Linked DNA regions of Homo sapiens: region 2 is linked to region 1. Evidence: chromatin loops called from intact Hi-C (ENCODE). Cell type or tissue: GM12878. All regions are shown on one strand. Region 1 overlaps OSBPL3 (oxysterol binding protein like 3). Region 2 overlaps OSBPL3 (oxysterol binding protein like 3).

The links. A loop is a pair of places that touch in the nucleus more often than their neighbours do. Peaks named below come from ENCODE experiments on the same cell type or tissue, not always from the same donor. Only the 100,000 strongest peaks of a DNase experiment are listed, where the experiment ranks them.
Region 2: a loop joins it to region 1, with 2.5 times the contacts of the local background. A loop is called at or near these places in 2 of 110 quality-filtered maps.

Annotation. Positions count from the first base shown.
Region 1 is chr7:24,963,602-24,968,601 of GRCh38, reverse strand. The region is part of intron 1 of OSBPL3 (oxysterol binding protein like 3); the gene reads left to right. Among named protein-coding and RNA genes, the nearest start is that of OSBPL3, 14 kb to the left of the region's middle. RefSeq lists an enhancer at 2,266-2,425. In GM12878, no CTCF peak of the experiment used is centred here; a DNase peak (open chromatin) is centred at 2,491; H3K4me3 peaks cover 752 bases; H3K27ac peaks cover 4,519 bases.
Region 2 is chr7:24,840,246-24,845,245 of GRCh38, reverse strand. It overlaps OSBPL3 (oxysterol binding protein like 3), which reads left to right. Exons shown (of 23, transcript NM_015550.4): 13 at 2,833-2,967; 14 at 4,463-4,556. Among named protein-coding and RNA genes, the nearest start is that of GSDME, 85 kb to the right of the region's middle. RefSeq lists an enhancer at 2,077-2,146. In GM12878, no CTCF peak of the experiment used is centred here; a DNase peak (open chromatin) is centred at 2,203; H3K27ac peaks cover 2,116 bases.

The DNA.
Region 1 (5,000 bases):
AACATGGTGAAACCCTGTCTGTACTAAAAATAAAAAAATTAGCTGGGCGTGGTGGTGTGTGCCTGTAATCCCGGCTACGCAGGAGGTGGAGGCAGGAGAATCGCTGGAACCCGGGAGGCAGTGGCTGCAGTGAGCCAAGATCACGCCACTGCACTCCAGTCTGGGTGACAGAGGGAGACTCCGACTCAAAAAAAACAAAAAAACTGGTGTGCTGAAGCCAGTTTACACCGGCATGTGGGAACCAACTGTGCGTGACTTCCCAAGCCCTTGGCTGATTACTTCATGTTGGTAGTTTGAAGCCAGCCACAGTGGGAGTATTTACACCATGGAAATCAGGAAACATAACACATGAGGACATTTTTGTTTTTGTTTTTCCAGAGAGCTGGTTGATAAACATTTAATTGTACTCACTGTATATATAAAAATATAAAATATCTTTTGAAGATTATACAAGAGGTTGCTATAACATCAGACTGTCCTAGGAAGGGGTAACGGAAGGCAGGATAGGTGTGAAGTTGAAATTATACCTTTTGAATATTATTCCAAGTAAATGTATTACTCCAAGTAAATATATAAAGCAAACCAAAAAGTAACTGCAGAGTTTCAGGCGTATGTGACTGTGTTATTTATGGTGCCATTGACTACTGCTGGGGAAAATAGGAAGATGAGTAGATCTTAGAGAAAGAGAGTGCTTTTGGTTTTGAATATGCTGAGCTTGAAGTGTATGGGTGGTATCAGCACAGACATGTCCAGCAACAGTGCAAGAGAGAGGGCAGAGCTGTTGATCAGTTCTGGGAGTCAGCAGTTTAGTTAAAATTGTGACAGTTAAGGGGGCCTTTACCTATAGAACCTTTGGGGCAGGTCCCAGGAGAGAAAGGGGGAAGCCTGTAGTACCTTGGGGAAGGTAAGCCAAGAGGTAGGTAGGGGAAGGGTAACTAGTCACAAAGATTGGAGGACCATAAAATAATAATAATGGTAGTTTCTTAATGAAGTATTTGCTGGAAGTGAGACACTATTCTCTGTACTTTTTGAAAGAACATCACCTGATTTAATTCTCACAATCATTCTCTGGGGTGGGTACTTTTTCCATGATAACCGTTGAGTTGGGGAGGGTAATGTCAAAGAATAAACCAGGAGAGATCTCATGGGAAGGGTGTTAATAGAGCAGGACCTTGAAGTGTCCTGGTACAATTTCAAAAGGTAGAGAAATGGGAGAGAAGGACATTTCAGGTAGAGGGGAGTGATGAGCAAAGGTGAAAACAGTGTTATCCCTTGCAGCTGTAGGGTAAGAATTCATGGGAACCCAAGGGTGGTGCATGGCTACTTCATCCTCTGGCCATTGGAGAGCCACAGAATGTTTTGAGCAAGGGAATATGTGTTAATCAGTTCAACTGGTAGTCAAATACAAAAATTAAATGTTGTATGATTGGAAGATTTCTGTGTGTACACTGTGGGAAGGAGGGATGATAGGAAACAGGAAAAATTACCATAAAAATTTGAGATAATGTAGATGACCTGTGAATACAGATTTAGAGTGTCTGCAAACAGGCATTGTGATGGCTCATGCAAATTCAGTCTCTTAAGCTGAATTTGCCTGTGTGGCAGTGTATTGCTTATCTTATGTATTAGTCACTTAGGGGATGTTTTTCATATATTTTCCAGAAGACTGTGAATGGGGAATAAGCAAAGTGGCGGTAAATAAAAAAATGATTATTTGTTGACATAAATTTGTATGTATGTGATTTATATATGAATTTTGCCTGGGAAATAATGATCAGCCTCATGAGGCACAACAAGCCCAGCCTCTTTAGAGAGGCGTTGTGTTTGTACTAGCAGTTCTTTTACCTTATAAACATACATATACACAAACATAGTGTAAAACTCCACCCTAATTAGGTTTTCAGCTCAGTCTTTCTCTGGGCCAGTGTCTTCTTTAATTTTGTTTTGTGTGTGTGTCATTAAGGAATGATACCAATAATAGGGTGTCAAAAAGGAAAGACTTTGGCCTAAACATGGCTCAGAAAAAGGACTGCCTGGCCTTCTTCATGCACACCTGCCAATGCATCATACTTCTGACTTGTAATTCCTGTTTTTCTAGTCTTTGATCGCGTGGGGCAAAATAACATTCCAGCTTGTTTGTTACTTTGAGTTCTGCATCATTTGTTCCTTGATTAAGGGCCTGGAAGCCCCACTTGTTTGTGGCATCCAGAGGTCTTATTTTCCTGGGTGTGTGTAGCTAGGTGTAGATAGATCTTTATATTAGATGACTGCCTTTTCTGACCCACAGATAAGACACCTTTGTCTGACAGATGCTAGGGGTCAGAAGGACAGGATGTGGGAGTTTGGTTTCTTTTGTAAAATGTGCAGTGTGTGGTCTCCGCAGGTGCTGGATTTCTCTTCGCGGCTAAGAACTTCCCAGTCTGGGGAAAATACCCATGTTGTAGGAAGCGAGATCTGTGGGTCTTGCTGTAGCTAGTTAACTCAGGCTGAGGTTTAGCAAGTCATGGACCTCCCACATCCTTTTAACAGTACTGTTTCTCCTCTCTCTCAGATGACTTGTGTGAGACTTAGCCAGGTGTCAATGGATGTGAAGGGGGTTTGGAGGAAACAAGGGCAAGACAACATTCTGGCTGGACAGGGAGCCAGCTGGAGGGGTGGGGCCACATGAATGGGACACACCCTTGAGGGAAGTGGTTCTAAACCTCAGCAGTGTCAGAGTGTCCTGGAGGGACTGGTAAAACACTTGAGTTGAGTCCGTCGCAGTGGCTAATGCCTGTAATCCCAACACTTTGGGAGGCTGAGGTGGGAGGATTGCTTGAGGTTAGGAGTTCAAAACCAGCCTGGTTAGAATACTGAGACTCAGTCTCCACAAAAACAAACAAATTAATTATTTAATAAAACAGATTGCTGGGCCCCACCCCCACAGTTTCTGATTTAGTGGGTTTCTGATTTAATGGGACCTGAGATTCTACAATTCTAATAAGTTATTAGGAGATACTGACTCTGGTTCATGGACCCCTTAGCAAATCCAAGCATTGGTTCAGCAGGCAGAAGACCAAGTCTTAACCAGCCTGGAGTCCATTCTGATTCCGAGAAGAACCAGAGAATTCTGGTTATCATTAGATTGTCATAACCCCCTTATTTTATATAACACTTCCACATTTGTAAATCACTTTAATATATGTTTCTTCTCACAACAAAATAACCCTGTGAGGTAGGCAGGGGATTTATTAACCTTGTTGGACGACTAAGGAAAATAAGATTGAAGACAGATGACTGACTTACCCTAGGGGCAAAAATAGTTGAGCTCATACTTATATCTAGATTTTCTTACTGTAGATTTATTGCTCCTTCTACATTGTCTTTTTTCCTTGGAAAATACTACATTTTATTCAAATGATTTTGAGACAAAACAAAATTAGGGAGATGTAGAATCCTTTCGCTCATGCATTAACAGTAAATATTTTTTGAAGACATAATACAGAGCACATACTTATTGTTGAATAAATGAATGAATGGTTTCCATAACTTCCCTAACTACTTCTGAACTCATGCACTTTAGTGGCCCAGTAGTCTCAATTACAAATAATAAGAAAAGCACAATAATTAATTAATACAACATGCCTATTAAAAATACTTCCCAAAACATTGCCTTTAAAGCTAGTAAAAAGCTTAGAGATCATCTGCTTAGGTATTGCTCAATGTTTGTCCAACTTTACTTATTTTAATCACAGCCCCCAACACAAAACAACTTTTAAGTTTAGAATAGTTTTAGAGGTAGAGAAAAGATGTGAAGATAGTACAAAAAATTCCCATATGCCCCAAGTGGTTTTCCCATTGTCAATATCTTACCTTAGTATACTTTTGTCACAATTAATAGACCAGTACTGTTGCAGTATTAATAACTAAAATCTATACTTCATTCAGATTTCCTTAGCTTTTCCTTAGTGTCCTTTTGCCGTTCCAGGACTCCATGTGGGGTTCTACATTATCTTGGTTGCCATGTCTCCTTAGATTCCTCTTGGCTGTAATAGTTTCTCAGGCTTTCCTTGTGTTTGATGACCTCGAGAGCTTTGAGGAGTAGTGGTAAAGTATTTTGTAGAGTATGTCTCCACTGGGATTTGTCTGATGATTTTCTTGTATTGGACTGGGGTTATGGGTTTTGGGGAAGAAGATTACAGAGGTAAAATGCCATTCTCATTACATCATATCAAGAGTATATGTTAGCAGCATGATTTATAGTTTTGGTTATGTTGACCTTGCTCATCTGGTTGAGGTAGTGTTTGTCAGGCTTCTCTACCATATGGTTATTTTTTCTTCGCCTTTCCATACTATACTCTTTGGAAGTAAGTTATTATGCACAGCTCATACTTAAGGAGTGGGGAGTTACACTGCACTTCCTTGAGGGTGGTGTAGCTACATAAATTATTTGACATTCTTCTGTGAGTCGGATTTGTTTCTTCTTCTCCATTTGTTTATTCAATCAGTTTTTTTTAATCAGTGTGGATCCATTGATATTTATTATATACTTTGGATTATAATTTAGTAGTACTTTATTTTGTTTCTGAAGTTCGTCCAGCTTTAGCTATTAGGAGTGCTTTCGGTTGGCTCCTGTATCCCTTTGATGTAAGTCCATCCTTGTGGATTTTTTTTTAGCATGTCCTTTCTTTTCGGCACTACAAGGTACTCAGGCTAATCTTGTATAGTCCTTGTCCCTCCTCTAGAATCATTTTTTTGCATGGGTGATATTGGTCTTGATCCACTAAATTGATTTCATCACCCACTACATGGTTTACTACCCACGGTGAAAAACACTAATCTGTTTCCACTCCTCACATGTTAAAGATAAGAAAATAGACACCTCAAAAGGTGAAATGGTTTATCTAAGGTTACGCCTCTTTGGTAGCAAATCCCAGGCTAGGCCCAGGTCCTCTGAACTTGTAGTCCTGCCCCTTTTTTACCACTCCATGCTATGCTGGCAGATTCCACCACTCAGAGTC
Region 2 (5,000 bases), 120 kb after region 1:
AATGAAAATTAAAACAATTAGATTAGCTCAAAAGTTTTCTAAATTATGGTATGCAGTACCCTTAATGTAGAAAAAACAGAGGTTTCCTTACTTGTTGGTGTAATTAGGTAATATATATTTTGCCTTGCCTTGAAGGTTATTAATAATTCTTTGAAAAATTGATTCTGAGAAATAACATGATACAAGCAAAGACATATTTACAAACATACTAAACCATTTTCGCAAATCTGTAAACATTCTTAATTTTATTATTACTCTGTGACACTATATAATAAAATATTTATCAATTACAGTTCACTGTCTCAAAGAATTTTGAATGGTCTGGGAAAATATTAACAATATAATGGTTAGTGAATGGAGCAGACAATATGTAGACTGTTTATCCCAGTTTTTCAAAATAAAATTTGTACACAGATATTTTAATATGAAAATACCAGCAAGTTAATAGGGGCCACGTCCACTTCCACATTCATATCGACTTCAATGGGACTTGAAGTGATATTTATTTAATTTGCTTTTTTAAAATTTTCTATTTTGAATACCTATTTTTATTTTCAGAATACAGTTTAATTTTGAAAAAAAACTATCTTGCAATGTTATTTGGGCGAACTTTATAAAATTACATACATAGAGATATGAAAATAGCATGATTACAATTACTGCACAAGAAATGTGTCAGAATGCTTGTAGTGGTTGTTATAGTGTGAGCTATGAATGTTCCTTTCCCTCCCTTTTCTCTGTTTATTTAATTTAGGGGTTTCCAATCTTTTGGCTTCTCTAGGCCACATTGGAAGAAGAAGAATTGTTGTGGGCTACACATAAGATACACTAACACTAATGATAGCTGATGAGCCAGAAAAAAAAAAAATCACAAAAAAAATCTCATAATATTTTAACAAAGTTTACAAATTTGTGTTGGGCCACATTCAAAGCCATCCTGGGCCATATGTGGCGCCCGGGCTGTAGGTTGGCCACGCTTGATTTAACTTTTTGTAATGCAAACAATAGATAAGCAACCAGTCATGCATTACATATGTGAAAGGAAATTACTGAATTGAACTGACTGGGTTAATATTTTAGCAAATGAGGTCCTGAGTTGTTTAAGGCACCATGCTGTAGACTTGGGGTGCAGCAGTGCTGGTGAGTTTACAGTACATATAAGAAGATGCCAGAAAGGGCTAGGGGCTAGGAATATTATTTTCAGTGTTGGTCAGCCAGGAAATCTTTGGACCCATCAGTCTAGGAGGAGGAAGATACAGAGATGGCAGGAGTGACTAGTAATAAATTAATGAGTAGAACAAGTAAATAAATGATGAGCATCTTTTGTGGCAGGAGCACACGGAAGACACAGGACTATTCTCTTGTTTGAGTGAGTGTTGAAGCTATTCCTTACGATGTTTTCAAGCTCAATAGCTTTATGCCTGGCTCTTTTGAGGAGAGAGACCTTTTCCTTGAAGTTAACAGCTGTGATACTTATAGATTCTAAAGTGATCTCTTTGTTAGGGTAGAGAAGAGGCTTGGTTTTCAGAAGGCTACATGGGTATTAAAATGGGTAGGATTGTTAATACCTTGGGCAGATGCCTTATTTAGGAAAGGGATATCTATTTCAACAGTTTGTAGATACATATTAATAAACTGAAGCAAGCAATTTGTAAAGGGACCACTTGCCTTTTATTAATTACGAAAATCTGCTGTGGCCCTCCTGTCATAGCATCCCCTCCCTATGAGACTGAGGGGTATATCCTGAATTCAGACAATTTCTGGGCAAGATATAATCTGCCTTTTCCCCAAATTATTCTGGATGATGTGGAAGCAACTCCTTTGTTAGCCCAATAAAAAATACGAGTGGTTTTACTACTACCTGTCTACTCTGATTGAAAGAAATCAAATCATCCTGTCCTGAATCTGTTCTTTTTCCTCAAGTGCCACTTCTATGAAGCCCTCCTCAAACAAAATCTCCCTAATCAGAATCAGTCTCTCCACTTTGCCAGCACTTTGTCTATTCCACAGGCCTGGTCTGATGTGCGTTGGATGCGTTCTCTCACCATTCATTCAGTCCACAAACCTTGTCTGGTTCATTGTTATATCCTGCCATGGCCAGCTCAGGACTTAAGTCCTCCCCAGAGGGAAAGTCCAGACCCAGTGGAGTGGAGAATGGAGGGTCATGCGAGATAAGAAAACAATGATGTTCTGTTGTGTTATTTGTACAGAGGCTTATAAAGAGGACTGGGGACTTCCTTTCCTTGCAGTCATTGTAGGTGGAAAGAGACAGACAAAGAGAACTTACATCATTCATCCATGAATAGTAAATGATCTGCCACCAGGGTGCTTCTGGACCAAAACACACTGTGTATTTGTCAAGGGACACCTCAAAAGCAGCATATTGTTCCCTCAGAGAGCATAGGGGCAGAAGAAAGCTATGTTGCTCTGAACCAGCCATGCAAGGACATGAATTCAGTGCAATGCAGAGGAGATTTTAGTATAAAAAGAAACATCCAGCAGTGGTAGCGAATAAGAGGATATGATTCAGAGAGCACTGGAATTTTTCCCCTTTTAAATGGAACAAAGAGTGACCTGGACAGTTGTTTTTTGCCTTGTGATTTGTTGCATGTGTGTGAGAAGTGATAGTGCCTGTAAGTGAGGTGCCCATATTGGGGGAGAACTTTTGTGTTTTGCATGAGGCTCGCATCTCAGTGTTGGAGCTGACTTCTGCTTTGAGTTGCTTATTTGCATGGGCCTGTGACCTTGTGTATTGTACAACTAAATCATTTATTTTCTTTCTCTTGAGAATGTTTTTAAATGTATACATTTTTGGTTTTGTTCTTCAAATAGGAAAACTCCAGAGATGAAAACCGAGCTCTAGTTCATCAGCTTTCTAATGAAAGTAGACTCTCCATCACTGACTCCCTTTCTGAGTTTTTTGATGCTCAGGAAGTTCTGTTATCTCCAAGCTCTTCAGAAAACGAGGTTTGAGCAATGTTTACAGTATGGTGCCTCAAAAATCTCTCTTGTTGCTTTGCTGATTAATCTGTTCAGTAAATAATCCATCATCAGAAACACTAAACTCAGTTGCCCTTTGTAGTCATTATGTTCTGAGAGTTCTCCCATAACTCATACCCAAAAAGTATAAAATGATACTATATGTGAGAAGAAAAAGTAAAAGTAGAGAGCATTGGATATTTTCTCATTTCTGTAACTTGATATGTTAAATTTGTTATACTTTTTTTTTTTTTTAAACAGAGCCTCGCTCTGTTGTCCAGGCTGAAGTGCAGTGGTGCAATCTCAGCTCACTGCAACCTCCGGCTCCCAGGTTCAAGTGATTCTCCAGCCTCAGCCTACCAGGTAGCTGGGACTACAGGCACGTGCCACCGTGTCTGGCTAATTTTTGTGTTTTTAGTAGAGACCAGGGTTTCACCATGTTGGCCACGCTGGTCTCAAACTCGTACTCCTGACTTCAGGTGATCCGCCTGCCTCAGCCACCCAAAGTGCTGGGATTACAGGCGTGAGCCACTGTGCCTGGCCTCTTTTTTTTTTTTTTTTTTTTTTTTTTTGAGACATAGTCTCATTCTGTTGGCCAGGCTGGAGTGCAGTGGTGTGATATCTGCTCACTGCAACCTCTGCCTCCCAGGTTCAAGCAATTCTCGTACTTCAGCCTCCCAAGTATCTGGGAATACAGGCGTGCGCCCCATGCCCAGCCAATTTTTGTATTTTTAGTAGAGATGGGCTTCCGCATGTTGGCCAGGCTGACCTCGAACTCCTAGCCTCAAGTGATCCATCCGCCTCAGCCTCTCAAAGTGCTATACTTCTTTTCAAGTACAGGTTAATAGTTTTGACTTCTACCTATTTAATAATGTGTCTACTATAGAGAAGGAAATTAGCATCCCGTATATTTTTTAATCATGGAATTTGACATATTGATTTATAATATATAATTATATTTTTATGATAATATGGTTATTGTAATATTGGTTTATAGCATTATTTGTTTTAAATTGATGCATAAAAATTATCCTTTCCTGAATAAGAGTTATTATAGTTAACAGTGTGTACTAATAATGTTACCCCTTAAATACAGACTTAGTCATTTTGTTTATGTATTAATTCCCATAGAAGATACTTTTTACACAAATAGCTCAAAGACAAATTGTAACTTCTTCTACTCAAACACTAATAAATTCTAAAAATGCAGTCAGAATTAATAAGAATCTTTATAATAACAGTCTTGAGCTTGCTTGCTGTTTTCCTTGTGAGAACTAATTCGGAATGTGTAAGAATTTTAAGAACAGGTGTTTGTTGTGAACACCTCCTTGGCAGATTGGTATATGGACCTTTATGAAAACAGTACCCAAGAGTATTTGTACTGTGAGACTCAACATGTTTGATCATTTAGAGTAAGGGTTTTATGAAAATCTGGCTCTTGTTTATTCTAACTCTAATGAATGTTATTTCTTCTTTCCCATAGATTTCTGATGATGACTCATATGTCAGTGACATAAGTGATAATCTTTCCTTAGATAATCTCAGTAATGATTTAGATAATGAGAGACAGACCTTGGGTAAGATTTACATTATTTAATCTCTGAAAAGTTTGGATTTTCATACAATACTAATAAGTTGTATAGTTGACTCTTGAACAATATGGGGGTTCAAGGTGCTGATACCCCATGCAGATGAAAATCCATGTATAACTTTTGACTCCCCAAAGATGTAACTACTAACATTCGATTAACACATATTTTGTGTGTTATGTGTATTTGAGGCTGTAATCTTACAATAAAGTAAGCTAGAGGAAAGAAAATTTTATTAAAAAAATCATTAGAACAGAAAACATATTTACAATTCGTTAAGGGGATCATCATAAAGGTCATCATCCTGGTCATCTTCATGTTGAGTAGGCTGAGGAGGAGGAAGAAGAGAAGGGGTTGGTCTTGCTATCTCAAGGGTAGCAGAGGCAGAAGAAAACCTGCATACGAGTGGACTGATGCGGTTCAAACCTGTGT